Linked DNA regions of Mus musculus: all the other regions are linked to region 5. The links are chromatin loops, found by intact Hi-C in ENCODE. Cell type or tissue: heart. All regions are shown on one strand. Links, peaks and the distances in the headings refer to the core of each region. The heading gives the core; the rest is flanking DNA. Region 1 holds the start of H2az1 (H2A.Z variant histone 1). Region 2 has its middle 5.2 kb from the start of Mir6380. Region 3 holds the start of 1110002E22Rik (RIKEN cDNA 1110002E22 gene). Region 4 holds the start of Lamtor3 (late endosomal/lysosomal adaptor, MAPK and MTOR activator 3). Region 5 overlaps Gm19708 (a long non-coding RNA gene). Region 6 overlaps Dapp1 (dual adaptor for phosphotyrosine and 3-phosphoinositides 1). Region 7 holds the start of Trmt10a (tRNA methyltransferase 10A).

Region 1 (4,366 bases), core at 84-4,083, 130 kb before region 5:
CTCTGGAACCCTGGAAAGAGAGCACTCACTCAAGTTGTCATCCGATTTCCACAACTATAGTAATGAGGTGAGCACCCGCGCCCACCCACATGGCCACACAATCATGTTTAATTGAAAAGTGCTACGTATTAATATAAATGCGAAATTCGCAAGACTCAGATAATTATGGTCTCCAAGCAGCGAGTGATAAATGCAGGTGCTGTAGATCTACTAACTGCACGTCTAAGTGGCTGGCATCAGGACAGTACCGTGTGTACAAGTCTATTTTTTTTTTTAAGCCCAGCATTTGTAACTGATTACATGAACCATCTGTAACTGCTTGTGAATCATGTTACAGTTACCCCACTGACATTTACCAACATTTGTCATGTGGCAAAATGTTTTAGTGTAGGAAAGCTGACACATAATAGCTTTAATGTTTCAACAAATCAACTTTAGACACTAGGCTATAGGTGCATCCCATTGATGCGAAGTCTTCGCAAAAATATGGCCGGTGACTTCATTATAAAAAACCGCTTCATCCCAAGCTTCCTGTGTGTAGACAAAATTACTTGTTATCCCCACGGTAACTTGGCTCCACTGTTGTTATGAGACAGGATGAGGGGGGTGAGGGGTAACAAGAGGTGAGGACAGAAGTGGAGGAAGATGAAAAAACTACCGGGGGTGGGGTAGGTGACACTTTTATCAGGGAAGTGGTTCACCAAGTAGAGGCCGAGCTGAGCTCTTCTTGCCGGACGCCTTCGAGCCACCTGTCAGAAGGCAGGACTCTGAAGGAAACCGAGATCTGCGGACACGAAAGGCCAGGCCAGAGGGCAACCGAGAGGCGCCGGTTGTCAGCGAGGGGGCCAGGCTAGACCGGGAGGGAAGCTCACGTGGTCTCCGGAGCACCGCGGGGGAGTGGAGGGGGGGAGGCTGCAGCGGGGAGGACGCCAGCGCGCGCTCCTCCCCAGCCTTCCAGCTCCTCCCTCCAGGCACGTGACACCACCGTCCACTCGCTCGGTGGCGCAGCGCTCTGTTGCTGCCCTCCCGCCGCGGCGCCCCTTCTTCTCCCGGTCCTCGTCCCGCCGCATCTCCTCCCCCCCTAACTCATCCCCCACGCGCCAATCATCGCTCGAGCTCCCGAGCGCCCGCCCCGCCACTCCGCTGTGCGTTCTCCCATTGGCTGGAGCCTCAAGGACGCGTCCCGAGGGCGGGAGGCAACCATTGGTGGGCCGAACCGGCCGAGTTCCCGGATGAGGGAACATTCTGCAGTATAAAGGGCGCGAGGAAGGCGGGAGACGGCGCAGTTTGAATCGCGGTCCGACGGAGGAGTGGGCGCTGGGATCTCGCTGAGCGTCCGCCTGGCCTCGTCTCTTCCTCGCTCGTCGGAGCTTCAGCACGGTCCGAGATGGTAACGTGAAGAGTGACGGCGGGCGGCCGCGGGCTGCAGGCTCCGAGCGGGCGGGGCCGCCGTCCCCGGGGCTGGGAGAGGCGGCGGCGGCGGCGAGTGGGAGCGTGCGGGGACGGGGTCGGGACGAGCGGAGGGGAGGTGTTTTCGGAGCCCCGGAGCTCCAGGCGGGAGGCGACGGTTGGGGGGGCGCGCACGGCGCGGCTGGGAGCCGGCGCGGGGGCGCGCAGCCGCGGCGGGCTCGCGGCAGGGGTCGGCGGGGGAGAAGGGCGGGCGGGGGGCGAGCGGCGGCCCGGGGTCCCCGGCGGGGCGGGCGGCGGGCGGCCGAGCGCGCGCTCGCTCGCCTCCAGGACGCGCTGTGGTGGGGGAGGGGCGCGCCGCCTTGGTAATTCTATCTTCTCCGTCCCTCCCGGGCTCGCGGGCGTCGGCGGCGCCGCAGGCTGGCGGTAAGGCTGGAAAGGACTCCGGAAAGGCCAAGACAAAGGCGGTTTCCCGCTCGCAGCGAGCCGGCTTGCAGGTGGGTAGCAACTGCCGCAGTCGGGTGACCGGGCCTTTATGTTTGCACCCCCCTTGCTTGTTTGTCTGCACCCTCCATGGGTGTTCCATCTTAGCATGAGTGATGTGTCGCGACTTGGCCCTGCGGAGACAGTGAATACTGGGGTTTGGGGAGGGGGGGCGTCGGATCACATGTGTGTTAACTGGCGGGGCGCGTTGGTGCACCACCACCGTCCTTGGCTTTGGCGCGCACATCTTATCTTAACGAATTTCCTATCTTTGTGCATTTTTTTTCTTGTTTGTTCGTTTGTTTGTGTGCATAAAAATCAAGTTCCCTGTGGGCCGTATTCATCGACACCTGAAATCTAGGACAACCAGCCACGGACGTGTGGGCGCGACCGCCGCTGTGTACAGCGCAGCCATCCTGGAGTACCTCACCGCAGAGGTAAGCGGGAGTACGCCTGTGATCTGGAAAAGCTCTGGGGGGGCGGGGGAAAGTGGCGAGAGAGGAGGAAAGTGATGCAAGAAAACTCGCAGGCCCTAAGAGCGGCGCGCAGACCGAGGGAGCGCTAGAGGGAGCTCGCGTTCAGCCGAGGAGGCTGCTGGGCCAGAGTGTGCTGCTCCTGCAAATGCAATTGCGTGCCCCTTCGGGGTTTTTTGGGTGGTTTTTTTTTTTTTTTTGCATAATTCTGCATAATTTTATCATTCAGGTAGTAGGGAATGACAACAGTTGGTAAATAACACCATTGAGGTTCAAAGATCTTGATTGAAAGTAAGTTGGAATATTGATCATCAGATTTTTATTTATTTTTTGCCTTTTAGGTACTTGAGTTGGCAGGAAATGCGTCAAAAGACTTAAAGGTAAAGCGTATCACCCCTCGTCACTTGCAGCTTGCTATACGTGGAGATGAAGAATTGGATTCTCTGATCAAAGCTACCATTGCTGGTGGTGGTATGTCATCCCTAAACTCCTAACATTCTATTTAAGAAGAAAATTCCTACACTCCCATTGTTTCTAGAAGAGATTTCAGTACAGGGTGCTTTCATGGGGTTTGGCTTTCCACTTAGTTTTTGCTAAGATCATTGTTCATCCCTCAAGTTTTCACTTTGTATATGAATTTTACCTGCTTTGAGTTCATGTATTGTTTTTTTAAATGTTTATCCAGAAGGTAGACTTAATCTGTGTCCCTCTCCTAGGTGTCATCCCACACATCCACAAATCGCTGATCGGGAAGAAAGGACAACAGAAGACTGTTTAAGGATGCCTGGATTCCTTATTATCTCAGGACTCTAAATATTCCTAACAGCTGTCCAGTGTTGGTGATTCCAGTGGACTGTATCTCTGTGAAAAACACAATTTTGCCTTTTTGTAATTCTATTTGAGCAAGTTGGAGGCTTAATTAGCCTTCCAACCAACCAAATTTCTGCATTCGAGTCTTAACCATATTTAAGTGTTACTGTGGCTTCAAAGAAGCTATTGATTCTGAAGTAGTGGGTTTTGATTGAGTTGACTGTTTTTAAAAAACTGTTTGGATTTTAATTGTGATGCAGAAGTTATAGTAACAAGCATTTGGTTTTGTACAGACATTGTTTCCACTCTGGTGGATAAGCTCAATAAAGGTCATATCCCAAACTAGCTTTAAACTTGCTTAATAATCGGGACTTACCTTAGATCTCACTCAGCAACAAGTACATTCTCTGCTTACTAATTAAACAGTGCATCTGTAGTCATAACCCCGTGGTACTTTTGTTGTTTCTTTGTATCATATGACCTCTTAGGGTCTTAAAACTTGGGAAGAAGCTGGAGGTAACTGCTTTTGGCGTCCCCCCCCCCCCCAATTGACAGTTAACTAATGTGAAAGGGCCTGTATCCTAAGGTGGGACACAAGTACAGAGACCCTCAGGGTACAACGAAAGTACCTCCACCGAATGAACTTCGGATATAATTTGCTTTTAGTGACCAGACACAGGTGTGAAATGCTAGTCACATCTTGATTCATGCCAAGCATGTTCCATTATTATACATTGACCCCTTTCCCCTCCCTGAGCCTTAAGACATGTATCCTAATTCCTGGAGCAAATCAAACAGAATAGGAGGTGCTTAAGCAGCCTATGTGGATGAAAGAACTTCCTGCCTTACAGCTGCTTTAACCCAAAGAGCTGCATTGTACCTGCCAGGTGGCAGGTGGGTCAGATGTGCCGCTGAGAAGGGCTGGGGAACTGCGGGGGTTGGGGGTTCCAGGGCTTCCGATCCAAAGCAGGAAGCGCCTGTAGGACGAATCCATGCGGCAATCACTCCCTAACGGAGGCCCAGGGCTTCCCAAGACCTAAGGGCCAGGAGGCCTGGCCTCTGATCCTTGTGGATCTGGTCGTGAGGGTCCCTGTCCCCACCCCGGTGGCGCGGAAGGCGGGCTCCGGGCCACACCGGAGCCTAGGGGCCGGGGCGTCCGCGCTCCGCCAACCCACGGCCTCCCCGCCCTCCTC
Region 2 (4,366 bases), core at 110-4,109, 210 kb before region 5:
TGAGGCAGGCATGGAAAGCACTGGAAAACATGTTCAGTAGGTACTAAACATGCCAGAGTATTAATCATTATTGTGTGGTTAAAATCATGCATCACACAGATGTGTAATCCAAGGCTGTTATTTTATTATGCACGGGAAGAATTGCTTCAGCACTATGAAGTAAGCTACATCACACATAAGAAAAGAATGTGTGTGTGGCAGTTTGTCTAAGAAGGAATACGATAGCTACGATATATAAGTATTTGGGGGAAATTGGCCTCACCGTGTCAAAGGTTTTCTTTAAGATCAAACTGATGAAACCTGGAGAGATGGCTCAGTGGTTAAGAGCATTTGCTCCTCTTGCAAAGGACCTTGTCCTGTTCTCAGTACATACGTGATGGCTCACAACTGGCTGTAACTCCAGTTACAGGGGATTCAATGCTCTCTTCTGGCCTTCCCAGGTGCCAGGTATGTGAGGTACACATAGATATGCACAGCCAAAAATAAAAGTAAATAAATCTCCTTGTTAATGTTGATGCTAGAGCTGGGCTGCCATCAAAGTCGTCAGTGTCAAAAATGCATCTTTGCAGCAGTCTTGAAGTCTGCAGCAGAGTCGCTTACAGTGCTCAGAGCAAATGCAGTCATTGGCATTAATGGAACAGGAATGGCTCCCGAGCACGCTGCTAGGGAGGTCTTTCTAAAGCATTGTTCAGAGCTGCAAGTTATCCTAGAGATAATGCTGGAACACTGGAAGTTGTTAATGCTTGCAATTACCTTTCAGAATGAACACTGGTGTTTATTGGAGCATGGATATTGCGTACGAAGATAGTACACTGAGGATCTATAAACAATGGGCACTGACTCTTCAGTCCCTTCTCGTCCTAGAAGGAACACCCTAGGCTGAGAAGTTCAAAGATACTGGGCTATAAGGAAAGGCTTATACTGAGACACAGACTGAAGTTCATTCAAGGATATCAGGGATGCGAAGTCATTTTCAGCAACCCAATTCCAGGCTGAGCCACCTTAGACAAGAAGGATCATTACTCTGTGACTAAGAACTTTCATTACTTGTAAAACAAAAACAATCATATTCTCACCTCATGGTCTTGAAATTGTAAAAAAAAAAAAAAAAAAGCTGGGCGTGGTAGCACACGACTTTAAGCTCTCAGGAGGCAGAGGCAGGCGGATTTCTGAGTTCAAGGCCAGCCTGGTCTACAAAGTGAGTTCCAGGACAGCCAGGCTATACAGAGAAACCTTGTCAAAAGAAAGAAAGGAAGAAAGAAAGAAAGAAAGAAAGAAAGAAAGAAAGAAAGAAAGAAAGAGAAGATGAAAGAAAAGAAAAGAAAAGAAAAGAAAAGAAAAGAAAAGAAAAGAAAAGAAAAGAAAAGAAAAGAAATTGTGAGTAATGTTAGATAGGACAGAGACATACCAGGACTCTGCAGATAGTAACCACTATCACTGTTATTATTTTCCAGGACTGGACCTTAAACCCTAGAGGTCTTGGATACCAAAAACAAGAACAAAGATTGCTCTCCTGGAATGTGCCCACTGACTGCCTCCTAGTCACAGAGGAGACAAGCTCTGTGCAAGGAATCCCAGAACCAGCAGAAAACCATTGGCTACCTTACATTTAACCTTCTGTGCAGTCATTTCTCTAGAGAAGCTAAACCATGTGTGGTCACAGCCAGGATATGCCTGAGCACATTCTTTTCCAGGCACCCTGCCTGTCTTGTCAAGTCACTAAGAGAGCTCTGGGGTTTAGCAGAAGTTCAGAAGATAGGCCAACGGGACAACGTACAAAAGAAAGACAAACCCAGGCTTCCAGCAGAAAGTATTTCTGAGCACCCAAGAGAGAACCAAGATGTCGCCGACGCTAGTACAGAGAAGTCCTGCAGAAGCCGCCAAGAGATTCCAAGGTAGAGAGGAGGGGAGCCTGAAGAGCAGAGTCCTGGGAAAGCCTGTCTCACTCAGAACATAAATGGCATGGTGGACTCCACTCCATGTGGCGGGACATGTTGGTAGTACCGCGATATCTGTGTACTGTGTTTAGTACAGTATATATGTAGTCCTGTGTTTAGTGACAACCCGGGGCTATTGTGTGTGATGGAAATAGAAAACAGGGTTTCCTTTCTTTTTAGGCTAGAAAATAAAATGGCCACAGGATGGCAGTACAAGGTAAGAGATGAAGGTTAGCCAGGTATTCTGTTAACTTTGTTGATTTGAGATCGTCTCATTTGCACCAGACTGGCTTGGAATGGCCTGCATGTCAGAGGTCGACCTCGAACTCAGATCCTCTGGCTTCTGCCACTGAGAGCTGAGATTGCAGGCATGCACCATCGTGCCACCAGCTTAGTCCTGGGTTCTAAACCCAGAGAGGGTTTTGTGAACGCTGGGCAACCATTCTACCCAGCAAGCCGCATCCCTGGACTGAATTTTGGAAACGACAGGCAGAATGCAAAACCCTAAATTATGGAGTTCTCTGATTAAAAGTAATTTCTGAACTGAGTGTGGAAATACTTTTCCTCCTAACACTTATCTGCTATACTGTGTAAGGGTGCATGCATGTGGAATCGCACTGCCCATCACTGAGAGCTATTTACTGGCTTGATTTGAAGTGAAGACGCATGAAAGGCCCTCGGCCAGTACAGCAAAATGTGGTGGGAAGAGAAGAACACGGCCAGAGGGAAGTATGAATCAAAGACGGGCTTGCAATAGTCCCAGGACTCAGAAGCCAGCCTGGGCTAGATGAAGTCTCTATCTCAAAAACCAAAGGCAGACTGGGGATATAGGTCCACTGTAGACTACTTGTCTAACATGTACAAAGCCCTGAGTTCAACCCCCAGCACTGCATAAACCAAGCAAGGTTGGCACGCACCTGTAATCCCAGGTGGTAGCAGACATGCAATTCCAAGTGGTGGCAAGAAAATGAGAAGTTTGAAAACTCATAGCCATCTTCAGCTATATATTAAATTTAAGATAAGCTGGATCCTGTCTCAAAGCCAATTATTTTAAAAGGGGAGGAGATCTAGAAAAGCAGCAATAGTTTAAGATATGGGTGCATGGCTCAGAAGGTAAAGGCACTTGTCACCAAGGCTGACAAACTGAGTTTGATTCCCAGGCTCTGCCTTGTAGAAGAGAACCCTGCAGTTTGCCCTTTAATCTCCAAAGCAGCACTATTCAAGTATTTAAAGGTAGAGAGATGGGAGGTGGAAAGAGAGGCTTGCTCTGACTTAGATGGGAGCATGTATATTCATAGCTGGGGGAGTCTTTGTCACCTACGTGTGCAATTGGCCAACAAACCTACAGAAGAGGATGGGACACAGCCCCATCTAGGATCAGAAGCCATTCCTGTAGTCCACAGGGGAAGCTAGGATACCATCAAGTCTCACGCGCACGCATAAACACACACACACACACACACACAATCAAGCTTAATTAATTTCTTCAAAGTTTAGACAGCACCCCTTTTCACATGGCCACTTGCGCCTCCATTTCTCCACACAGACTACGCAGAACTCCCCCTCACCAGAAGCAAACTGGGTGCTAACTCGGGTACAGTAAGCTACTTAATAACCTAAGACAGAAAGCTTAGATGTCATTCGGACAGCACAAATTATGAAACATTTTACTTGAAGAAATGATCATATTGCATGCTTCAAAACAAACAAACAAACAAGCCACTTGGAATGAATTCTACAGTCTGCAGCCAGCAATCTCACTCAGACAAAAATCCCTGCCTGCTTCCAACCACTTTTACAATAAAGCTCCAAAGGTTCCCTAAGTTCCTAGGGTCCTTTTAGACTTGAGACTGCAAGAGACCTCACACGAGGTCTTCCCGCCCAAGTGTAGCACCCAGCCAAAGTGAGCCCTTCTTCTGGGGCAGGAGGGGACGTTTCTGTTATCTCGCCCTTCGAGGATGAAAGCCAACTCCATCCACCCTTAGACCTAATAGCCATCAGGGCTCCCTAGCCGGGCTTTCTTTAGACCCCAGCTGTTCCCTTATCCCAGGAAGGATCTTTGAAGCCGCTCATTTGCATGATTGCTCACTTAGCATCTCTAAACCCTTTCACCTAAACTTCCGCGGGGCTCTGTTTTATTCCCGTATATGTTCCGATCTAGTATAGTAGCCTTGGCTGCTTTGGAATGCAGAATCCTCCTGCCCAATCCTTTCCAGGGGTGGGACCAAACTCCGGTCACCACACCCAGCTGTCTGGGTACCTAACAGAACTGCATTCGGTAGACAAGTGGAGAGAGTCGCTCCTGAGAGCACACGACGCACCTGTGGAAGGGCTCCCTGAGAAATGCCGAACCACAGAGCTCTTGGTGATGTAAAACAGCTGTCCAGAATATTTTACACGCTCACAACTGCAGCTTATCAGGAAGCCAG
Region 3 (4,366 bases), core at 271-4,270, 72 kb after region 5:
AGCTTATTTGATTTTAAACCACAAAGGGAATTTTTGGTTTGACTTAAAAAAAAAAAAACCTTTTGGAAATTGACTTTATATGAAGGAACCCCCACTACCACCATATCGACACTGGCATTGTTTAGCTGGAAATCCTTGAAGGAGCCACACACCTATTCTGAAGGTAAGAACCCACGTTAGAACCGAACCAGGCTGTGTCTGATTGTGGGGGAGGGGGTTGGGGGGAGGTGGGGAGCTTGGCCAGGGCTGGGTTCTCAGAGAGGGGAGACCTCAGGAGGTTTTGCGGAACTTTGGGTATTAAGAAATTATGGTGACCAGTTGTAGTCTGGGACCTTTAATCCTAGCACTGGGGGAGGCCGAGGCAGGTGGATATCTGAGTTCGAGGCCAGCCTTGAAAACACAGAAAGAAAGGAAGAAAGAAAGAAAGAAAGAAAGAAAGAAAGAAAGGAAGGAAGGAAGGAAGGAAGAGAGAGGGAGAGAGAGAGAGAGAGAGAAAGGAAGGAAGGAAGGAAGGAAGGAAGAAAGGAAGGAAGACAGGGAGAAAGCAAGCAAGAAAAGGAAAGGAAAGGAAAGGAAAGGAAGAAAGAAGAAGGGGAAGAGGGAGAGAGAGAGAGAGAGAGAGGGAGAGAGAGAGAGAGAACATTACCATATACCCTGTGTGTCAGAACTTTCAGTTTTATATTTTGCTAACCACAGGAAGAAACTCAAGAAAAAAAATCTGTTGTGTTGCGATGACAGACAGGGCCATATGACAGCGCTAGAGTGATTCTTCCTTGGACTATACAGAAACTCTCGCCTCTTGATTAGCCAGGAAGCACATGTGTCTCACACTGTCTTGGACTATCTCCAGGGCTTTCTTACTGCCCAAGGCATGGTCAGCCTCAAAGAAAAGTAAAAATGGCGAGCTCAAAAGTCTGCTTGCCTGAGAGAAGGGGACTATATTTAATCCATTTTATTAACAGAATCGTGTTCCTTAGCCCCCCAAGTCCATAAAGTGTTCTCGGGTTGAATATCTGAAATAAAAACAAACAAACAAACCTCAACCAGTTACATAGATTATTTGTGGTCATGCAGATTTGATAGTTGACGGGGTAACAACTCTGAATGGTTTTGTGGGGACCCACCTTGACTGTGGGGACCCACCTTGATTGCCTATCGTAACCGTAAAGGTCTCCAGCTGGACTGCCTAGGTTTGAATCATGCCCTACCTCTGTGTCTCAGGTTCCCCGTCTATAAAATCAGTATAGTAATTGTACTTAATTCATGTGGTTCTTACCAGAATTCAATCATTAATATGTGCGTAAATGTTAAAAATGTTCCTAGTTAGTTGTACTTACTAATTAAGAAACTAAGATTTGGAAGGTATTTCTTTTTCTTTCCCATGACCCTGAGTTATGGCTTAATAACCATTGCTTTATTCCAGATGTTTTCAGTCTCTTCTGGGCACGTTTTAGTGGCAGTAGAGAGGGCAGAGGGCTTGTCCTAGGGAGAATGGTGGGGTTGGGATGCCTACAGGGAGAGAAGGTAGACGCTGCAGTTGTCAGGGGTGACTACTTCTCACTTACGCACATGCCTACTCAGAGGAAGGAACCCTTTTCAGCGTGGGGATGGCATTCATGTCAAAAGGGGATGGTTGGCGGTGTTATTTTCCTTTCCACAAATGTGGATGTTTAAAATAGGGCTTTATCCAATCGGCATAGGTGACACACAGACTATGTATAGAGGTGGACTTGGGCCTGGCAGATGATGAGGGCCAGGTCTCACCAAAACCTAGTCGTGGTTTTCCATGGACCATGCCCGGGGAATCGCCCCAAAGGTTGCTAGCACTGACCCCTCTGTTGCCTTGGCAAATCTGCCTGTCCAGATCTTGACTTGTTTGGAATGAATCTATCTCAGAGCGGGTGAACTGGGATTTTGGCCGTATTTTCAGGGGCATGCCAGAGGCTCACATTTCCTCTCTGAACCTCCCTCCAAGCCGCACTGTACTCAGGGAGGGTAAGCATATTCCTTGTTCTTTCCTGCGTTTTGACTCTCTGCCCTGCAGAGCTGGCGTGCAGCCAGGGGAACCCAATCGCTGAGCTGTAGCTAAGGCTATATTTAACATGACTTATTGTCTTGTAGTGCGTTTACAAGTTTAGGAACGGTTTTGAGCTTGAGTAGTCACTGTAGGGATTTGAAGTATTGTCCATATTGTCTTTCTGTATTCCTTCAGAATGCCTGTAGCTTAAATTTATTTAAGGAGCTTTTAGGTCTCGGGAAATTCCCCCTTTAAGCTTTGAGTAAACACAGCAAGGATTTTAGAAGAGGTTTGGTTTTTTTGTTGTTGTTGTTGGGTTTTTTTTTTTGTTTGTTTGTTTTCTGTTTTTTTTGTTTGTTTTTTGTTTTCCCAATTTGAAACAAATAGGTTATGTTTCACAGAGTATAAGTCTGGCCAAAGGGAAGGATGACGAAATATTCTTGTCCTGTGAAAGCTTCTATGACCATCCCTCATCTGATTTTGCTCTCCAAAGAGGGAAAGACAATGCAAATGAGGCAACTATAAAATTACCATATGCACAAGTGGGACTTGAAATATTTCTGGAGTTTCCTTAATGGATTTGAAGTACCGTGAAAAAATTTGAATTTTGAACAAGGAGAGAAAATTCATTTAATCAGAGGCTGGGGAAAGATGGCAGCCAGCGAAGGGTAATTGTGCGCTTGCTAGACGCCTCTAAAACAGATTACAATGAACATTTGGCTGATTTGAATCAGAAGCCACATTCCTCCCCCACCCCGCCTCCTCTCCGCATCTCTTCTTTTTACCCTCAAGTGTAGTTTCGATATGACTAGGGAATGGACACTAAAAATATTTCTGGAATGACGTGACCCTCTATCTCCCCATCCAGGAGAGCGACAAAGCTGTACAAGGGACAGCACATGCTTTCCGTTCATTTCTGGCAGACCCCTGTCCGACCTACAGATGCTGCTTCGTCGCTGGCTAATGGCATTCAGACCCCCACCCACCGACGCTGTCAGACAAGCAACTGGACTGGACAGCTCAGCAGCAGGACACTGGCCACAATCGCGGCCAGAGCCGCAGCCCCCTGGCTACAGACCACCTCTGCTGCCTCTTTTGGGAGCCCTCCCACCTCCCTCTGGCTTGCCGAGGCCCCACCACAGGGGCTGAAGAACTGGGCGGTGGTGGCAACTGTGGCAGTGGTACCTACAGCCTTGGGGCCAGCCCAAGCACGTGGGAACCTGTTTCAGGCCACTCTGTGGCCCCTCCGGGACCAGAGGGGGACCCAGGACAGCCCCAGCGCTCACCACTGCCTCATCTTGTCTCTGAAACCTGGACAAGGGCTCAGAATGGAAGGCGGTACGTCTGACATGAACTCACAGACCAGCCTGACGCCTGCGGAGGACCCGGTGAGCCGACCACAAGACAGCCCGGAGCCCAGGCAGCAGCTGCGGCCACTACCTGAGCCGTCAGCCTCTACCCTGCCTGAAGCCAAGTATGTGGAGACGTGTGCTTCAGCTGGACTCCGAAGGGAGAGTCCCCAGACCCTGAAACTGCCACCAGAACAGCAGGCCTCCAGGAGTCCAAAGACAAAAGCCCAGGATGAACCCAGCGGCCATGCCCCTGAGGCTCCAGCTCCGGGGGAGAGTCCTGCTTCCTCCCAGTGCCTCCCCTCCCAGGCTTGTGAGAACGACTTCTCGTCTTCCTCCTCCTCCTCCTCCTCCCTGGTGGACAGTGCAGAAGACAATGGCCTTTCCAAAATGGACGATCCCACCAAGTTACTGGGGGTCCTGGCCACCTCCTCTTCATCCTTAGGCTTTGAGAGTGATCCCGAAACGAGCTGCCGACAACACAGAGAAGAAGCAGGAGACCGGGCAGGAGCGGGGGAGGACAAAAGAGGAGGGGTCGATGATGGAATAGCGTCCTGCAAGGACATTATTGCTAAGTCCCACAGCAAGAGGGGTCCCCTGAGAAACGAGGATGCACACTACATCACCACCCATGAGATCCAGCTGACTGAGGTAGAGCAGGGTATGGATTTCGACGTGGGGCTGGCTTCTCGCTGGGACTTCGAGGACAACAACGTGATCTATTCATTCGTGGACTACGCTTCCTTTGGTGGCAGTGATGAGACCCCAGGAGACATCACCACAGAAGAAGATGATGACAATAGCTGTTACGTCAGCACCACACCAAGCACCAACACCACTCGGACTCCCAGCCCCATCAGCAGCGACCTGGCTCGACCGGGGGCAGGCAGCAGCGGCCGTGACACCAGCAGCACGGAAGTGGGCAGTGGCCCCTCTGACAGTGACACTGTCCCTCCACCCACTGGACCTGGCACTGCCACTCCACCTGAGCCTTTGCTGG
Region 4 (4,366 bases), core at 169-4,168, 74 kb before region 5:
TCGGGGTGACTGGTTATCGAGCTGTCCAGTAACCGCATAGAGGCGACGAACACCTGATACAAGTGCTGGCAAGTCTCGCTGGTTTCTCTGTATGGTTATGCAGTACTGTAACATAGGAAGGCACTTTTGAGTGACACTGTAGCGCTTTCATCAGTACCTTCCGAATGAATTGTTTGTGACATGGGTGTCTACAGTAAGACAGAAACAATTGGTGTCTGTAATTTATTTGCATTAAAAAGTGCTTCATATTTGCTTTACTTCTGGTCTTTGGATTGCTATGTGAGACTTTCCATTTAAAGTTTTAGGGTGTTTTTTGTTTGTTTGTTTGTTTGTTTGTTTTTAAGCTGCAGGTAATTTCCACGGTGTGATATGGGTTTTCAGGTCTGGTGAGGTGTTCATGGAAGCCTGTGTACTTAGAATGAAGTGCTGCTGGTGAAGGAGAGCTCCCTCGTGCATTCAAGACCTCAGAATTAGGTTTAAAAATGAAAGGTCTGATTTGTAAAAATGTAATGTTATATCAGACTTATATAAGGTTTCATATGAGAATTCTTAAAGCTGCTTTTGATTTCTAACGAATGTTCTAATGAATGATTTACAAATTTTTGTCTTTCAGTCTCTGTAATTTATCTCAACATATGAATAAAAAGAGGGGGTGTTCTCACCATAAAAGGCTTGTCTTCATTATATTTTATCCTTTTTTCTTTTTTTCCCTCTCCTTCTCTACCTCCTCCTCCTCCTCCTTTCTTCTTCCTTCTTCCTTCTTCTTCTTTTGAGACAGAGTCTCACTATATAGATCTCACTATCCTGGACTCACTATGTAGACCAGGCTAGCCTCCAGCTTACTGAGATCTGCCTGCCTCTGCCTCCCAAGTGCTGGAATTAAAGAAAGGCCTGCCCCACCATGCCCAGCATAGGATCCTCTTGATATGCTCATTCTTTTATTCATTCACTCATCCATTCATTCAATAAATGTATGAATCCCTGCTGTGTCACAGGTAATGAGCTAGGAGCTGGGAATTATTCATGGATTAAGACAATGCTCTAAGTGTAAATTTAATGAAGAAAACATTATTGTCCAGGAAATGAATGTTTTAATTTTGGTAAATGTAAGAAGATCACAAATTACCCATTTATCTATTAACGCCTATCTATCTTTAACATTTATCTATTAATATTTATTTATTAACATTTATCTATATATTAACATTTATCTCGAGTACCTCTACTATTCTGGAAAGGTCAAGGAAGATTTCACTGAGAAACTAAACTTAAACTAAAACCCAAAGGATGAACAAAAGGGGGGCTGAGACACTAAAGAACAACTTCATGCACAGTGGGCCAACCAATGCTATCACAAACACGCTGGCTCACACAGCTGAGCGGGCCTGCCGGAGATCAAGCCAGCCAACATTCTAGCATGCAGTGGGGATGGTTGGTGAGCCTACCTACACTGAAGTGCTATGGGCAATTGATGGCTTCTGAGAGAGGTGTCAGTGTTCTTTAAGGGTGATCTCTGGTAGGTTGGCCATGCTCCATTGGCTAGTCCCACAGGCCCCGGAGATGATCAGCCCAAACTGGACTTGATAGGTTATGGGGGCGGGGGGGGAGGACACAGTTTGAAGGGTACAGACATGGGGGTGAACCTAAGGGGAGTTAGAGCAGAAGAGTCAGGGGTAAATATGATCAAAATGCATTGTATGAAATTCTCAAAGAATAAAAGTATTAAAACTTTGTGGAAATGAAAAGAAACTTGAGTGGCGATTTAGTAAAAGAATTCCAAAGTAGGTGCTCCTAGAGAGCTTACCGTTTTCTTTAACGGTACACGACTGTTAACATCTGCAGCAAAAGCCATCAGCTTCCATTCCCCCTCCCCGCCCTCCCCCCACTCCCCCCAGCTCAGGCAGCCACTGGGGAGTATTTAGATCCCAGGTGATTTTCGTTTGTCCTCAGGGTTTCTACCAGAGTCTCCTAAGCGGATTACATGGCTGCCCTCTACCACAAAAGAGTTATCAACGCGTCAGTAATGAGAAACACCGGGCCAAAGCAAATGGAGAAGCCTCCCTTTTGCTAAGCTTTCTTGCCTTGCCCTTACAGTGGGCTTTCTTGAATGTACAAACACCAACAAAAAATATAGGCAGTTTTTATTTTATTTTAAGAAGATACAACAAATGCAGGCCCAAGAGCCAAAGCAGGCAGCCCAGTGCATGCGTGTTCAAAACGGACTTAGCAAACGAGCCCATAGGCCCATGGCTCCTGCACTTCTAGGTAAAAACCCAAGAGAACATGTGGTAGCAGCACCGTTAGGAAACTGGCTTGTAAATTAGGTTATCCAAGGACCTGGGACTTCTAATAAGTAGGCTGCTCAGTTTGTTCTCCTCAAACGTCTTCATTCATAAAGATTTACATAATGGGTCTGGGAAAGGTGTACACATACTCCGCACAGGATCATCTTCCGTTGTAGGTGAGTTGGATGGAAATTAAGGTGCAAGGACCGCAGATGCCAACCCAGCTGCTCGTGGCGCAGCGCGCAGGCGCAGGAAAAAAAAAAAAAGCCTCCAGGGGGCGGGGCGGCCGCGCGCGCAATTTCCGCCCGGGTCTCCCCGGAAGTTCCGAGTCCCGGTACTGGAGGGTGCAGCAAGTGCTTCCTGGATCCCGCGGAGGTCACGAGTAATGTGACAGCGACTTGACAGGCGGCTTCAGAGAGGCGACTGAACTGCGGGAACACCGGGGCAGGTCTTCCCAGGCTGGAGCGCGCGTGCGTCTGCAGAGGTCGCCGCTCCTCTCAGCTCGGGGACAGAGTGGGTGGGGAGAGGTGGGCTGGCCACCGGGCAGGGTCCCCGGGAACCTCCCCACTCCCTTGACGGAGATCCAGGGCTCTCGCTTGGCCCTGGAGAGGGTGGATCTCGTGATGCTGTCTGGGTCTGGAGAGGGTGACTAAGCCTCGGGTGCGGGGGAAGTCACGGAAGTTTTCCTTCCAGGAGTGGAGATCGATTCTGCGAGGAAAAGGGGTTCATCATGGCGGATGTAAGTTGACACCCCTTCCCAAGAAAAAGGGGAGGTGGGAGGTTTGCATACGGCTTCTGAGAGGAGAAAGGTAGAAATGTGTTTCAGCCTCGCCTCTCTTCCTGGATTTGTAGTAAGGACTTGCAGGGGCCTGAGCTTCTGTCAGGACCGGTTGTGATGGGCCACTAAGGTGCTTTAGCCTCAGAGAACTATATATTCTTCCACCTCCTAATCCTATTGGAGCATACAAGAACTCTGTGTGGGTGGCACTGGAAATTCTGAAGGATGACTGGCCGCCCTTCCAGTCAGTACCTGTTCATAGGACAGTGCTCTGAATCCTCTCCCAGTAAATAATGCTCTTGGTGTCTCAGTAGGCAGTGTTGGGAGTCTAAAAGGATGGCTAACGCGTGCCCCCTTAACAAGCTATGTTCCGTTTCTATGTGTCTGTTTAAGACGAGAGCAAAAGTAAGTTTGTGGTGGTAACGTGGGAAAGGACACTCATTCAGTTTGGGAGATAGAGGTTCAAAACAGCACACATTTAGAGTGGAGGTCATAATTGTCAGTATCTTTGCCAAGAAGCTGAATGTTAGAATAGTTTATCGGAATTAGGATCATTTAAAAAAAAAAATTCATGGGCAATCTGGATGCCCGGACATGGGAAGAGATTTATAGAGGATTCTCAAGTGAATACGGTAGCATCCGGATGTAAAATATTAGGAAGCACGTGACCTCATTTTACAGCAAATCTGTATTTGTGTGTCCCAATTCCAAGTACACTGACATAGCCCTTACTAACCTTTGACAGCGTTCTTAGGTTGTAGGGTCTGTGATTATCCCTGTAGACATGTAACGAAGCATATAATGAAACTGAGGCCTAGAAAAAGGTTAACTAACTTCTCCCAAGTTATACACGTCAGAGATGAAATGCCAGTGACAAGTGGTGAGTTCATGTCCTTTAGGGATAGGGACAGGGCTAGAACAGCACAAGGTAATAATGGTCTTTTAAAAATTATTCTCTTTCAGGATCTAAAGCGATTCCTGTACAAAAAGTTGCCAAGGTAAGAAATTATTGATTTGTTGCTGAATAAATTCTGTGCAACGTGTTAATCTTACAAAGTATTTTGTTTCTCCTTTTAAAATTAGTATTTTTATAAATTTCATGGTAATTATTTACCACATTTAAATATAAAACTAACCCCAGGTATCCTAAGAGATGGCTTGAGTTTCCAGATAGCTCGAAGCCGAGCTGTTGGATGACTTCTGTGTGGTTCTACGGGGAGAGATGCTGGGGACTAGAACTTAGATTTCCTGCCACTTTCAATTTTTTTTTTTTTTAAAAACACACTACCGTAGTTGTTTATTA
Region 5 (4,366 bases), core at 245-4,244:
CTCCTAATACCTGCAGGTACATAGTCCCCACACCACATCAAGGGGACTTCTCTTTGCAACAGATAGACTGTCATAGAAAACCACGACCCATCAAAAATGCAGAGTTGTGGTGCTCAATCCCAATAGATACATCTACCTACAGCACAACTCCTGCCCCTAAGGCTCAGGGATCACAGGAGGAAAGTGGGTGGGAAGAGCGTATGAGAAGAGGAGCAGGAAGTTTGCTGTGAGATTGTCTCCTAGAAATGTCAGAGAAGCTGCCCCATAAAGTCTCACCAACATGGCTGCCTAGACAGGACCTGAACAAGGGTGGTACCAACAGATATGCTAATATGTTGCTTTTGAGGTACCAACCTCAGACAAAGAATACAGGCAAGGAAGGAATGCTGAAAGCAGGACAAATAGTCTTTCTTACGGAAGGGCACACCAATAGGTATCCGATACCCAAATGATCGTTGGGTATCGGATAACCTATTGGTGCAGCCCTGAAAACATACATACAAGTAACATTATACAGACTTAGCAGTTGTATTTAAGAACTCACACAGGCATATACACACACACACACACACAGATGCACACACAATTAAAGAAGCTATGAATTCGAAACAAAGCAAGGTGTGGGCACCTGGAAAGAGGTGGCGGGAAGAAAAGGAAGGGGGAAAAATGATGTAACTATATTAAAGCATCATACGAATAACAGTTAACAAAGAGAGAAATGAGTGGGAGGGGACTTAGAACTTCTGGGGAGCATCGTGGAAGGCATGGCTTCAGTTTTGCTGTGTGACAGGTTGGGCCGAGAAGCTTGGGAACAGGGAGACACTGTGGCTTAGGTCTGCCAGGCTTACGAAGGGCTTGACACGTTGCCTTAGACCACTGTTCTTTCCTTACGGACTCCAGGGATTCAAAACCCAGCTCTGGTGCTGTTTTTAAAATTACAAAATATTTTCTGAGCTACAATTAAGTCAGTGGTAAAGTCAGACTTTAGCAACATGCTTTTGGATGTGCTAAAGGTCCTTGAACGACTTTCCTTGAAATTGGATCAACAAATAACGTATTTCTTACAGTAACCCTGGAAGCTATGAGTTGGCACTGTAGAGAATAGAACTCCTCTCGCCACCCAGCGGTGGGTGGCCTTAGTTCGTGGACCAGGTACCCAGTCTCCCTCACGGACTCAAGCAGGACCCCTGTGCTGAGGATATCTCACCACTAGGTGGCAGTCATACTGTATTGGGGCTGCGATTGTTTTATGTGTTTAGCTCTCCCATTGCTTCACCCTCCCGTTTACATTTTCTTTAAAATGGTTGATTCTAATGATTTTCTCTTACATTCATGGAAGATACTAAACTACACGTTTAAAACGATTCCGGTGTAATGTCTAACCTGTCTTGTCAAGCTCTGCATGGTTTAATTCTTAGTTCTACTTTACATTAAATGCTTTGGAGGGTTTGTTTTTGGTTTTCGAGACAGGGTTTCCACTGTGTAGCTCAGGCTGTCCCGGAACTCACTCTGTAGACCAGGCTGGACTCGAACTCAGAGATCCGCCTGCCTCTGCCTCCCCAGTGCTAGAAAGGCCTGGTTTGTTATTGTCAGGAAAGGGCCTTAGGTTTCCCAGCTGTCTTCAAACTCCATAGGTAGCAGAGAACTCCTGGTCCTCAAAGGGTTTCCAGCCTCTGTTGCCACACCCAGTTCATGCAAACTTCGGCTCCATGCTAGAGGAGTAATAGTTTACCAACTGCACTACATCCCCAACTTCTAACACTGAGATCGCTACCAAAAAGATTTAAATGAACGAAAAGAGATTAGAATAGAAAGCTTCCATTTTATTCCTGAAACGCCCCCAAGTCCCTCTGCCCTGCCTCAAACACGCTACGCTTTTAGCGCTTAGTTTTATTTTTGTTTCTTTGTTCGTTTTGTTTTTTAAATCCTAGCCTATTTAGTAAAATATAGATTTTCTTTTTTTCATTTAAAATAAGACCTGAATGTATCTATAGAACTACTGAGGTAAAAATCCTGCCTAATAATAATAATAATAATAATAATAATGAGAAGGAGAAGGAGAAGGAGAAGAAGGAGAAGGAGAAGAAGGAGAAGAAAATCCAACCATAGGGCTCTCAGAATTACAACGGAAACAGTTTACAATAGTTCCCTGCAGGGAAAATTTATTTGGATACAGGAAGGTGGAACTGGAACAAAGAGAAGAATTAAGAAGAACTAGAAGATGTTTGCAGAAAAAGTATTGTAAAGATAACAGGGAAGAGAGGAGGGCACAGATGAGATGGTGGAATCAATGCCTGAGACCTAGAGGAACAAAAGCCCCGAAAGGAACCAGAGATCTAAAGGCTGCAGAGAAACAGGAAGTGTGCGCTTCACAACAGCCACCCACAGGGGGCCGTGTAGAGCCCTACACTGAACATAAAAGCCAAGGGCTAGAGTTTTGACTCTCACAGGTGGTCGGTCACTAGCCTGAAAATCCCCCACCGGGGTACTGGTTCATTATGTTTAAGAGCAACCCCAAGTGAGTCTCATGTTCTGCAGAGTTTGAGTACCATCAGCAAAGCCCATGCCAGAATCTGCAGATCAAAACGGCATGGTGATGGATTTGTAGTTCCTAGACAAGTGATTTATACTGCGAGTTTGTGTCAAGTCAAAGTGCCCTAGGACCTAAGCCACTTTATGGCTGTGTCCATCAATGCTTCTAAACAAAAAAGGTCCCCACCACCCCTAAGACTAGGACCTCCAGTGTAAGTGTGTGTGTGTGTGTGTGTGTGTGTGTGTGTGTGTGTGTGTGTGTAGACACCAAAATGTCTGGATTATATAGGGAAGAGCCTCTGGGAGAAGAGCAGTCCAGCCTCTGGGCTTGAAAGTTCAGGGTAGAGGGTATAGTATGCCAGGTAGGGACTGAGGGATGCTGGGAGAATCTGGAGGCCATGCCCACTTTAAGTCCATTAAATATTGTGAGGTCCCTTGTCTCTGTGCATCCTGACTGCAGCGTATGCAAGAGGAAGGCAGGCAGCAGGGCCCAGTGGGTCCCATGGAAGCACCCACACTCTTTCCATCAGCAAGGCTTCTGTGGCTACAGAGGTAGCTAGTTCACACTCATGACCTGGGGCCTAGATGTCCCATGGAGTGGGATCTCGAACTTGGTCCAGATTCAGCAGTTACAGCTATGCAAACCAGTATGAGACACGAGAAGAGGAGAGAGGTTTGGGAGCTGATTCCAGGGAATGATGAAGAGGCCTCTGGGGAGTTGATCTCAAAGGTGAAGAAGACCCGTGTCCTCTGGGCTCAGGTTAGGTAGATTCCTGGTCCTAGTGACCTAGTCTACCTTACTGTCCAGTGAGATTTCTATATCTTGGAAGGAGACAGCCCGGTTCTGCTTAGCAGTGTCATTCCTAAGTAATGTTTCCTTTAATAATTCACAATAGCAATAATTCCAGGTTCCCCTACTCCATGTGGTTTGGCAAATCTGGTAACACCACAGCACACCAGAGAGATTACCTTGGACTCTGAAGGCTTGCCCTCTCATGGTTAACGCTTTCCCAACTTCTCACTGCCACAGAAATGTAGGTGATTCTCCTTTCCACTTTATCTGCCCCAGGCTCCCCCACCCTCATCGCAGCCTTCTAGCGAAAGTGTTGAGGGACCAGATTTTCACCAACAGTTTGCTTTACGACAGGGCAGCCAGTTTATATGGTTCGAGCATAGCTTCTACGTTTGTAGAAGAAGCCTTACCATCCAGTGGTAGGTTCTAGGCTGAATTTCGCCAACACCCTCACAGCTCATTGCGGTGAGCAGGTTGCTGTGCTCACTATTCCACAACCTGCTCAGGGGCCTTCCCTGCTCTCCAGCCTTGACGGGCTCATTTGAAGGGACAGAGTCTCCCCTGAGAGGGAGGCCAGCGTTTGCACATGCTAAGAGCTCTACGTGATAGCATCCTCACCAGCTGTGCTCTGGGTGTCAGGGGAGGGAGTGTGTCCCCCTGTGCTGTGGGGAGTTGGAGAATTGTCTCTGCTGCATCATTGACTCTCCTGCCACCTGAGGGAGGAGCTTTCTTTCTCCCTTAAGAACAGAAGACCTGGAGTGACAGGCAGCAGAGCAGCAAGTCACTGTGAGAAACCCCCACTGCTTCTCTATACAAACATGGGGATGCGGTGTTGGCAGATGGATGGCTTGGATCCAGAAAGCTCAGGAGCAAACTCTACACTGACTTTCCTGGGATGGACAAACTGATGTGACCCAGGGGCCAATAAAGTCACTAAGGAGGAGGAGGGGTGTGTTGTTTCGCAAAGTCTCACATTTATGTGTCCAAAAGATACACCATCTTTTCAACATGCCAACCAAAGGTGGATAACTACCCTAAAGT
Region 6 (4,366 bases), core at 241-4,240, 53 kb before region 5:
AACACTCGGGGCAAAAGCAGCCACTTGGATCTGAAGGGGCCAGCTGGGAAGAGTCAAGAGAAGGGTAGACACCACGCCCTTGCTGGCACCTTGTCTCAGTCCACCTGCTTCTCAAGTTGTTACTTAAAGAAAATCAAACCTGGGTTAGATCATAGACAGGCATTAACAAGCTGTCTGTTGTTCATTGCTGCCGAAAGTTGCTCACTTTCTCTGTGTAACAATGAAACTACAGTTCTATAGCTAATATCTTTATTCTTAGGACTTCCACAATCAAGATACTGTATCCTTGCAGCTTTCTTCTAGCCGGCTTTGGGGCTTAGGAAAAGAAGTGATGGCTGAAAGCAGTCCTAAAATCTGGCAAGGTCTGAGTGAGCTGAGTTAGAGGGAGAATAGCTTACATCTTTCAGTCTGCATACGGTTGACAAACTTTCAAACAAAAGGTGGTGGAAATGAAGACACACCTGTTTTTGTCAGGACACCATCCCAGAAATATATATAGGGATATCCCGATATACTGATCGTAGCACAGCAAAACATTTCCTCTGCTGCTAGGGTCACATGGGGCCGAAACAAGACAGATCCATCTATCACCAGAGTCAGTGAAATGATAATTAAAATTGAGAGGAAAATCTCAAAGCAGTAAAGTTGCTTATGATGTGAATGAATGAATGAATGAGTGAGTGAGTGAGTGAGTGAGTGAGTGAGTGTGTCCTTGTTGCGCAGTGCACAGCCTGAACCTAGACAGCCTGCCTCTTTGTTGAAGCCACTTTAGAGGAGGTATTGTGGCCTGTGTAACTGGAGGCACTCCTAGCATGCCACACCGTCGTGTGAGGTTAGGTCCCTGTCCCTCCATCCAGATGTGTACACGTGAAGATAGATAGCTTTTGATTCCTTGGCTTAAAAGACTTTTAGAAACATTTCCTTTATGAATATATCGTACCAGAAACAGTTTACTCGTTCCTGTGAGTAATCAAATTGAACAGCTGAGCACTCTGTTAGGTCTAGGATCCGAATTGGTTCTGGTGACTGAAAAACAAAACGAAATGATGTCACATAAATAAACAAATGCGCGTGTCCATCCCTTAGCAAGGTTTCTGCTGCGAGCAACGGTCAGTTTCATTAAGATAACAGATGATGGCAAAGCCTGACACAGGGGAGACACACGCTGGGGTTTGGGATCTAGCTTTTCATGGATTAAGCACTGGGAAGACATTGCTGGGCCATACAGATGGCTCAGTGGTTAAGAGGGTGATCTGCTCTCCCAGAGGATCAGTGTTCGATTCCCGGCACCCATACCAGGCAATTTAAAACTGCCTGTAACTTTAGCACCAACCGGTTCAATGCCTCTGACCTGGTACCAATACTCATGGGTACATACTACCACACAGGCACATGTTCATGCACATTATTTAAAAATAAAATAATTTTATTTTTTGTAAAAAAAAAAAAAGATGGATGCCCCTTTTGTCAATTTACATCAGATCGATGTAGATTTTTAAGGAAGGAGTCATATTTTCTCCCATCTTTTAGAAACTTCTACTATTGCTGAACTCTTGTATAAAGAAAAAGTAAATCATTTTAAGTTGGCATGATAAAACGAACCTGGGCACTGGACATACTTTTGTTTATTTATTTATTTATTTATTTATTTTAATGAGAACGGAGATTTTTTTTTAAAGATGTTTTAAATTTATTTTTATATGAGTACACTGTAGCTGTCTTCAGACACACCAGAAGAGGGCATGAGATCCCATTATAGATGGTTGGGAGCCACCATGTGGTTTCTGGGAATTGAACTCTGGAAGAGCAGTCAGTGCTCTTAACCAGTGAGCCATCTCTCCAGCCCTGGATATGCATTTAAGGCAAGGGGAAATTGCCTCCTAGGCAAGAAGGCAAAGGAAGAATTCCTTTGTCCCAAGCAGAGGGAGCCAAATACTGCGGAGAGCGACAGCTGCACTGACCAATCAGCAGCCTCTGGAGGGAGCCCTCATTTTAGCAGAGTCAGAATAGATCAGGATCAAGAGCCCCGATCCTGGGCTGGCAACATGGCTCAGTGGGTAAAGATGTTTGTGGTCAAATCAAGCCTGATAATCCGAGTTTGATTCCCATGAACTGCTTATTGAAAGGAGAGATGCAACTCCATAGGTTGTCTCTGATCTCCGAACAAACTCTGTGGCCAGTGTGCCCCGCCCCCTCATAATTGGGTCTCTAGACTCTTGTTTCAGAGGATGTCTAGAACCTCACGGAACCAACACCTAAGCAGCGGCGGGAGTGGGGATGGGGTGAGGGTGAGAGAAGAGGGGAGAGTGGGGGAGGGGAGGGTACGCATGTCTTTCTCACCATCTGGTCTTTGAAATATTTCAGTTCGTTCCTTTGCAAAGTAAACCATCTTGTTTTCCAGGTCTAAGGGGAGAAAATTTGTTTGAATACAAGAATGTAATATCTAAACTTGATGGTTTATTTTCATTTTAAAAGTATATAAAGGATTAGATGAAATAAGCCTAAAATATTTGGGGGTATTTTTTTTTTTTTGAGGAAAGTTTCAAAATACTTATAAAAAAATAAGATGAATCTATGTTCCAAGATCACAATAGAAATACCACGAGTTTATTTAAATGAATAGAACCAGGTGTTTTAAATATTCAAGGTGATTTATAACAAGCCATTTAAGTTTCTGTTTTATTAATGCTATAATAAAAATTGCTATCAACTTTGAGACCCTTCTGTGAGCTATGTCACCACCCCAGAAATTTATGTATATTTGGTGTATACTCTTGAAACTTCATTTATATATAATGCATATTTACCCATTGCATATAAAGTAATGTCATCTATTATTATTTATTATTATTACTTTAAAGCGGATACAGTTGAAGTTTAGAATCCTTTAATCACATGACACTCTGACTCTTCTCTGGACTCAACAGCAGAAACTGTTGCTGCTGTTTCCTTCCTATGTCTTAATAATGCCCTGATCTGTCTCAGCTGGCAGAGCATCCAGTTAAAAGAGACAATAGAAGATTGCAGAATAAACATTCAACGGGCATAGTTGTTTATGCCTTTAATCCTCACACTGGATGTTGAGAAGTAAGACTGTATGCTTGAGGTCAGCCTGGGCTGTGAAGGAGACCCTCTCTGGATAGGAAATGAATCAATAAACAGGCTACAAAAAATGAATGTCTCCCATCTTCAGTGAGCATCCAGTCTAGTAAGGACAGAGATAGCTGCACGACTAGATTAGACTCAAGCAGCCTGGTTTACAGGAGAGAGGGCAGGACTCTGACTCTGACAGGAGCTAAAACACTGCATGACCATGGCTATGACATGTGAAAATTAAAGAGAGCTTTAAAGGCACAATTGCAGGCAGGGAGCAGGCAGGGGCCCTGGATTTGTAGACTGTGTTTACTTTGGTATTTTATAATGTCATTTTTCTTAAGCACCAGTTATGTGTTTGGCCTACCTTTCAGTAAACAGAGGGCTGGAGAGGTGGCTCAGTGGTTAAGAGCACTGGCTGCTCTTCCAGTAGGTCCTGAGTTCAAGTCCCAGCAACCACGTGGTGGCTCACAACCATCTGTAATGCGGTCCAATGCCCTCTTCTGGTCTGTCTAAAGATAGCTACAGTGTACTCATATACATAAGATGAGTAAATAAATCGAAGAAGAAGAAGGAGAAGAAGAAGGAGAAGAAGGAGAAGAAGAAGGAGAAGAAGAAGGAGAAGAAGAAGGAGAAGAAGAAGGAGAAGAAGAAGGAGAAGAAGAAGGAGAAGAAGAAGGAGAAGAAGAAGGAGAAGAAGAAGAAGAAGAAGAAGAAGAAGAAGAAGAAGAAGAAGAAGAAGAAGAAGAAGAAGAAGAAGAAGAAGAAGAAGAAGAAGAAGGAAGAAAATTGGCCCCTCCACGGAACACACTGCACAGTGCTTCCTTTTTAGTATGAACTGCAGATCACTCACATCGGGCTTCGTCAGAGAACAGCCAAGTCATTTCTCAGGTAATATAAGTGGCTCAAAATAAGTTTATAATTTTCCTTTAAAAAAAAATCTGACAACATTACGAACCCCACTCCCTTACCTTTACCAGGCCTCCCTGCTTGGTGAGATAGCCTTCTTTGGTGCCCAGCTGTAAAAGAAAAGGTCTGGAATGAAGCCCAGAATTGTCACATGTTTGGCCTTGTGCTTCTATCCCTTCTTATCTCCCAGTACTGGGGTGTGGGGGGACGTTACTCCAGGCAAGCACTTTACATTAAGCTGCAGGCTTGCCCTGTCCTGCTCTATGAAGAACATGTCTGCCACTGATCTTTAACTGACCCTCTCCAGGTCTTGCAACTCTCCCCGGTGCCACGGGAGACACTTTGCAGACTGGATCATCCGACA
Region 7 (4,366 bases), core at 172-4,171, 150 kb after region 5:
TTAAAAATTTCAGTTTACAATTTTTTCACTTATGAAAGACCATTGGTAACTTTCTTACATAAATTAGAAGTACGTTGGGCAATACTAGATCATCCTCTCAACGCAGAAAAAAATAAGAGCATTTCGTCTGTTTCGCATTTCAATTTCTTTCAGTGGGGCGATCTTCGCCTCGAGACCCGAGCTTACACAGGCCTGTGGGTAGAAATGCAACGCTTGACCGGGAAAAACGCCTCGCGGTAGCCACTAACCATTCCCGCAAAACCCAGGCCCAGACCCCGCCCCCTACAGGCTCCTCCTCTTTCTCCGGTTTGGAGTTAGCGCAGTCCGATGACGTAAGCCGTAAGTGCCGTAACCGGGCGCGCAACCACCGCCTCTGCCTCTGGGAGTTGAAGTTTCTGAAGGAGGACGACCGCGTGGAGCCGAGAACACTTCAGAAAGGCTTTCTAACCGCACCCCGGCGTTCCCCACCGGCCCCGCGGCACGGTAAATATGGCACTGCGGCTGTCGTGCCCCTGCCCGTTGGTATCCTTTCGGATGCCAAAGGAGCGTGAGCTACCCTAGCCTCCGCTGCAACCAAGGCTTCCGGAGTAGAGGGTGAGGGCCTGGGAAGTAGTTGCCGGTTTGCGGAGGAAGTGGCGTCAGGTGTGCGTTTTCCACGCCCCTCGCCACTCACGTGCCGTCTTCCAGAGTCGTGATTGGTCAGCTGCGGTTCGTTCGCGGGCGCAGGGCCCCGCTCGGGGCGTGCGCGCGCCCGGTTGTCGCCGCGGTGTGCGCTCCGGGTTTCTGTTGTTTAGGAGAGTCCCTACCGGAAGTGTGGCAGAAAGGAGCCATGTGGAGTCTCAGGGTAGCTTGTCGCAACGCTGCGTTGCGCCTAGAGGGCAGGCGAGCCGTTTTCCCTTCTTTTCCTCTTTTTCCTTCCCTGGGTCAGGCCGTCGCATGTAAGGGCGCCGAGGGGCAGTTGCTGCCCAGGCGGCTCGGCCTCGTGGTCAGCTGAGGATGAGGTTAAGATGGACGCGTTACCGGTTGCCACTGAAATATTTTGTGTTTAAAATGTGGTTGCGTGTCCGGAGATGTAAAATTACTCATTTAAAAAAAAAAAAAAAAAAAAGCTCTCCTGAGATTCCCTCCCAAGCCAGAACTCAAGCCAAAGGGACTTTGACAACTGAACAAAGGGCTATTGCTACTGCGGTACAGACCAACGCGTTTAAAAATAAAAAAAAATAAAATAACATAAAAATACCCTGAAGTAGGCATGTATTGATTTTAGAGTTACCGAAAAGAAAGCTTAAAGACTACGAGGGCCGTTTTAGTCGATTTGATAACAGCCGGGTTTTTGTCTTTGGCATTAAGTGACGTATGCTCTTCCCCACACCAGATAGTCTTTGTCAGTATTACTCAGTTTTGAGTTTTGTAATCCTGTCTGATAACTTATATCCAAGAATTAACCATCCAGGTTTTTTCTTTTTAAGATATGCTAAAGTAAAGTCTCAGAGTTGTTTTATCTTTCTGTAAAATGTTCTTAAATACTTGTTAGACTTGGATTAGTGGATTAAAATGTGCTTTAAGCATCACTGCTGGTCTGGGAGAAGCCTCAGACTCGCTGCCATAGAGATTCACCTCGTGACCCAAACTAAAGCCGTGTGTTCAAAAGTGCCGTGTTTTACATAATGCATCAAATTCTTACTCTATTACTTAGTAGACAGTCGGAGCGGAAGCTATCTTGGTGAAGTCTAGACAAAACAAGACAGCCAGCTAGTATTTTATCTGCATTCATGTATTTTATAAAATGAAACATATTTCATGTGTTGTTCAGTAGTCTGGCTTATTTAATCAAAGCTTAGGAAACACCCAGTACAGTGTTTCAAGAATTGATAAAACACATTAATGTTAGGACAAGCTCACGATAGGCTGCTCAAAGATGTTACTATTCTGTGATAGGTCAAGTTAAATTTAACTGGAGACATTTTAGATGTGAAAGACAAAGGCTCCCCCTGGTGTCAGAGAGCTGTAAAACACGGCTTTTGTAATTCTCACAGTTAAGGCAGCTCAACACTTCAAAATTTTGAACATAGAGAAACTACTGAAAAGTATTGCCACGGATAAATATTGCTTTGTTTCATAGGAATTTAGTACTAGAGACCAGAGGAGTTAGTAACTTTGAAATTACTCTCTTCGTTTTCTTTTAGAATTCTATGAAATCCCATATCTACTCAAGTTATCCTCTCGGTTTGGAATAAGTCAACTGAGTTTCAAGTTTCAGAGCTGTGCTCTCTTGAAAATATGTTTCATAAAATGTTTTCCTGTTAATTTCAATTTTGCTTTTAAGTTTGCATTACTGAGTCTTGTTTTTTCCACTATTCATGCCTTTGGGCATATACATTTTTGAGTTTTATTTAATGCCTTTAGAGCCATCTGTCAACAGTGTGCAGTAGCACTCTCCCTTCAGAATTCCCCCATCCTCAGGGTTTTAGGTTACTGGGAAGTTTTGGTGTTGGATCTGGGTTTGAGTAATAATACACAATTTCATCCCTTTAATCAGTATATTCTCTCTGCTAGATTTGTTTGAGATGCTTTTTTTCATAGGAATTTAGTACTAGAGACCAGAGGAGTTAGTAACTTTGAAATTACTCTCTTCATTTTCTTTTAGACTCCTATGAAATCCCTTATCTACTCAGTTATCCTCTCAGTTTGGAATAAGTCAACTGAGTTTCAAGTAACGTGACACTGCACTTTCAAAGAAATCGAGAAGCATAGAGTAAAGCTATTGTTTAAGTTCTGCAAAAGTGTTGTCCTCATTATTACATCTCGAAGAGTAATTGTGTTGTTGTTTGTTTTTGTTTTGGCTTAGATTATCGTTTGTTTGCTTAGATTAACTAGCTAGCTCTGTAAGAATGAAGAATCTCAGAATGTTTCTTAAGGCCACATGCTATTTAGCAGATTATGCTTTGTCTGAGGCAGGGACAAGTAGGCAAACACTTGTAAGCCTTGTTATTAAGAACATATTAAAGAGAAAAGATATTTCAGTGTAGTTCGCCTTCCCCCAGTCAGCAAGTTGAGTTCTAGCTGTTATGGATAAAAATGTGTGTGGTTGGATTTAAATGAAGATTGATTTCGGTCAATGCTAAGAATTTTGCGGACTGATTACAGAATCAATTTTTATATTTTGTTTATAGCCATAGCTAAAGCATTTACAGATATATAGTGACATTTATTAGAGAGAGAAAGAAAACTTGTATCATTCAAGTTAGAAAATCCAGATACCCATGAACAGAAGTGGAAGGTATGTGTGAATATGTGCTTTAATAAATAATATAAAAGGAATATTAGTATTTGCATTGTCTCTCAGATTTAAAATGTAACTGTTACCTCTCATCAGTAAGTAATTTTGGAAATACCATTTTTCCTGGCTGCTTAGCATGAGTAACTAACCTATATTATAGAAGAACCATTGGTTTACTCTCTATGCTGACACTCAAATAAGTTCTCACTTTTTACAGTTAAAAATGTTAGGATGAATAAATTATGATGCAGCCTTTACTGTACATTTCTGACTCGCTTACAGGAATTTATTCTAAGAAACCATTGCTAGGTAAGAAAGTATCTACAGTAGTTCAGTTCTCTGAGGCTGTGATAAAACACCATGGCCAAAAGCAAGTTAAAGGAATGGTATCTGGCTGATGCTTCTAGACCACAGTTCATCACTGAGGGCAGTCAGGGCAAAGCAGAGACCATGGCGTCTGCCTTTCCGCTTGCTCCATCGCTCATGCTTAGTGACCAGGACCACCAGCCTAGGGATGGCACTGCCCACACTAATAAGGACAGCTCCTCCTCACAGACATGGCCACAGGCCATCTGGGCAGAGCCAGTGTTGTTACCCACCCCCCAATCCCCAATTGAGCCTTTCTCACATAACTCTGGTCTTGGTCGATGTCACCTTGACAGCGGAAGCTAACTAGTGTTGGTGCTTTTATAACTCTCAAAACATTTGCACGCTGGAAAGAACATGAAGACCGTCTATAGTATATGTAAACACTCTATTTCTTCAGTCCTTCCAGGACAGTCAATGAATGGTATTTAATTCATGTCAAGTGAGAGTTAAAGATCTTTGCCAATAAATGAAATCTAACTATCTAATGTGCATTTTTATCAATGATAGTGCTTAGCATGTAGTGATCTCTATTGGCCATTTGGCCATTTGGGTAATTTTACTTTGTAAGTTGCCAGTTCGTGTAAAAAAATTTTTGCTTTTCAAATTTTTCAGAGACAATGAATATGTCATCTGAAATGCTGCCAGCATCCATCGAGTCTACTAATGTGGAGGAAAAGCTGGGTACGAGTGACGGTGAAGAGGAGAGACAGGAGCCTA

What was found. A loop is a pair of places that touch in the nucleus more often than their neighbours do. Peaks named below come from ENCODE experiments on the same cell type or tissue, not always from the same donor. Only the 100,000 strongest peaks of a DNase experiment are listed, where the experiment ranks them.
Region 1: a loop joins it to region 5, with 8 times the contacts of the local background. A loop is called at or near these places in 12 of 42 quality-filtered maps.
Region 2: it touches region 5 in a loop (12-fold over the local background); 17 of 42 quality-filtered maps call a loop at or near these places.
Region 3: a loop joins it to region 5, with 2.4 times the contacts of the local background. A loop is called at or near these places in 8 of 42 quality-filtered maps.
Region 4: a loop joins it to region 5, with 2.1 times the contacts of the local background. A loop is called at or near these places in 5 of 42 quality-filtered maps.
Region 6: a loop joins it to region 5, with 2.2 times the contacts of the local background. A loop is called at or near these places in 11 of 42 quality-filtered maps.
Region 7: a loop joins it to region 5, with 8 times the contacts of the local background. A loop is called at or near these places in 39 of 42 quality-filtered maps.

Annotation. Positions count from the first base shown.
Region 1 is chr3:137,863,307-137,867,672 of GRCm38, forward strand. It overlaps H2az1 (H2A.Z variant histone 1), which reads left to right and starts at 1,181. Exons shown (of 5, transcript NM_016750.3): 1 at 1,181-1,390; 2 at 1,827-1,904; 3 at 2,214-2,327; 4 at 2,705-2,834; 5 at 3,080-3,616. The coding sequence starts at 1,388. The coding sequence ends at 3,141. Gm43403 (predicted gene 43403) reads right to left here and starts at 1,020. Exons shown (of 2, transcript NR_169184.1): 1 at 659-1,020; 2 at 381-531. In heart, for the core only: a CTCF peak has its summit at 2,473; DNase peaks (open chromatin) are centred at 1,075, 1,915 and 2,415; H3K4me3 peaks cover 3,397 bases; H3K27ac peaks cover 2,854 bases.
Region 2 is chr3:137,776,219-137,780,584 of GRCm38, forward strand. No RefSeq gene overlaps it. Among named protein-coding and RNA genes, the nearest start is that of Mir6380, 5.2 kb to the right of the region's middle. In heart, for the core only: a CTCF peak has its summit at 2,140 (motif pointing right); no DNase peak of the experiment used is centred there; H3K4me3 peaks cover 627 bases; H3K27ac peaks cover 515 bases; H3K27me3 peaks cover 611 bases.
Region 3 is chr3:138,062,136-138,066,501 of GRCm38, forward strand. It overlaps 1110002E22Rik (RIKEN cDNA 1110002E22 gene), which reads left to right and starts at 107. Exons shown (of 3, transcript NM_001370862.1): 1 at 107-163; 2 at 2,886-4,366. The coding sequence starts at 2,917. The region is part of intron 1 of Gm5105 (predicted gene 5105); the gene reads right to left. In heart, for the core only: no CTCF peak of the experiment used is centred there; a DNase peak (open chromatin) is centred at 2,036; H3K4me3 peaks cover 1,584 bases; H3K27ac peaks cover 2,665 bases.
Region 4 is chr3:137,915,895-137,920,260 of GRCm38, forward strand. It overlaps Lamtor3 (late endosomal/lysosomal adaptor, MAPK and MTOR activator 3), which reads left to right and starts at 2,661. Exons shown (of 7, transcript NM_019920.2): 1 at 2,661-2,769; 2 at 2,979-3,024; 3 at 4,027-4,061. The coding sequence starts at 3,016. It also overlaps a transcript of Dnajb14 not described here. In heart, for the core only: a CTCF peak has its summit at 2,588 (motif pointing right); a DNase peak (open chromatin) is centred at 2,617; H3K4me3 peaks cover 2,419 bases; H3K27ac peaks cover 1,946 bases.
Region 5 is chr3:137,990,189-137,994,554 of GRCm38, forward strand. All of the region lies in intron 2 of Gm19708 (a long non-coding RNA gene), which reads left to right. Among named protein-coding and RNA genes, the nearest start is that of Dapp1, 11 kb to the left of the region's middle. In heart, for the core only: a CTCF peak has its summit at 2,382; a DNase peak (open chromatin) is centred at 1,163; H3K27ac peaks cover 1,568 bases.
Region 6 is chr3:137,936,797-137,941,162 of GRCm38, forward strand. Dapp1 (dual adaptor for phosphotyrosine and 3-phosphoinositides 1) reads right to left here. Exons shown (of 9, transcript NM_011932.3): 5 at 4,065-4,112; 6 at 2,341-2,403; 7 at 941-1,026. Among named protein-coding and RNA genes, the nearest start is that of Gm19708, 4.8 kb to the right of the region's middle. In heart, for the core only: a CTCF peak has its summit at 1,958; DNase peaks (open chromatin) are centred at 1,965 and 4,155; H3K4me3 peaks cover 639 bases; H3K27ac peaks cover 1,125 bases.
Region 7 is chr3:138,143,114-138,147,479 of GRCm38, forward strand. Trmt10a (tRNA methyltransferase 10A) reads left to right here and starts at 335. Exons shown (of 8, transcript NM_175389.5): 1 at 335-483; 2 at 4,262-4,366. The coding sequence starts at 4,267. It also overlaps a transcript of Mttp not described here. In heart, for the core only: CTCF peaks have their summits at 264 (motif pointing left), 839 and 1,991 (motif pointing left); DNase peaks (open chromatin) are centred at 328 and 678; H3K4me3 peaks cover 1,809 bases; H3K27ac peaks cover 1,804 bases.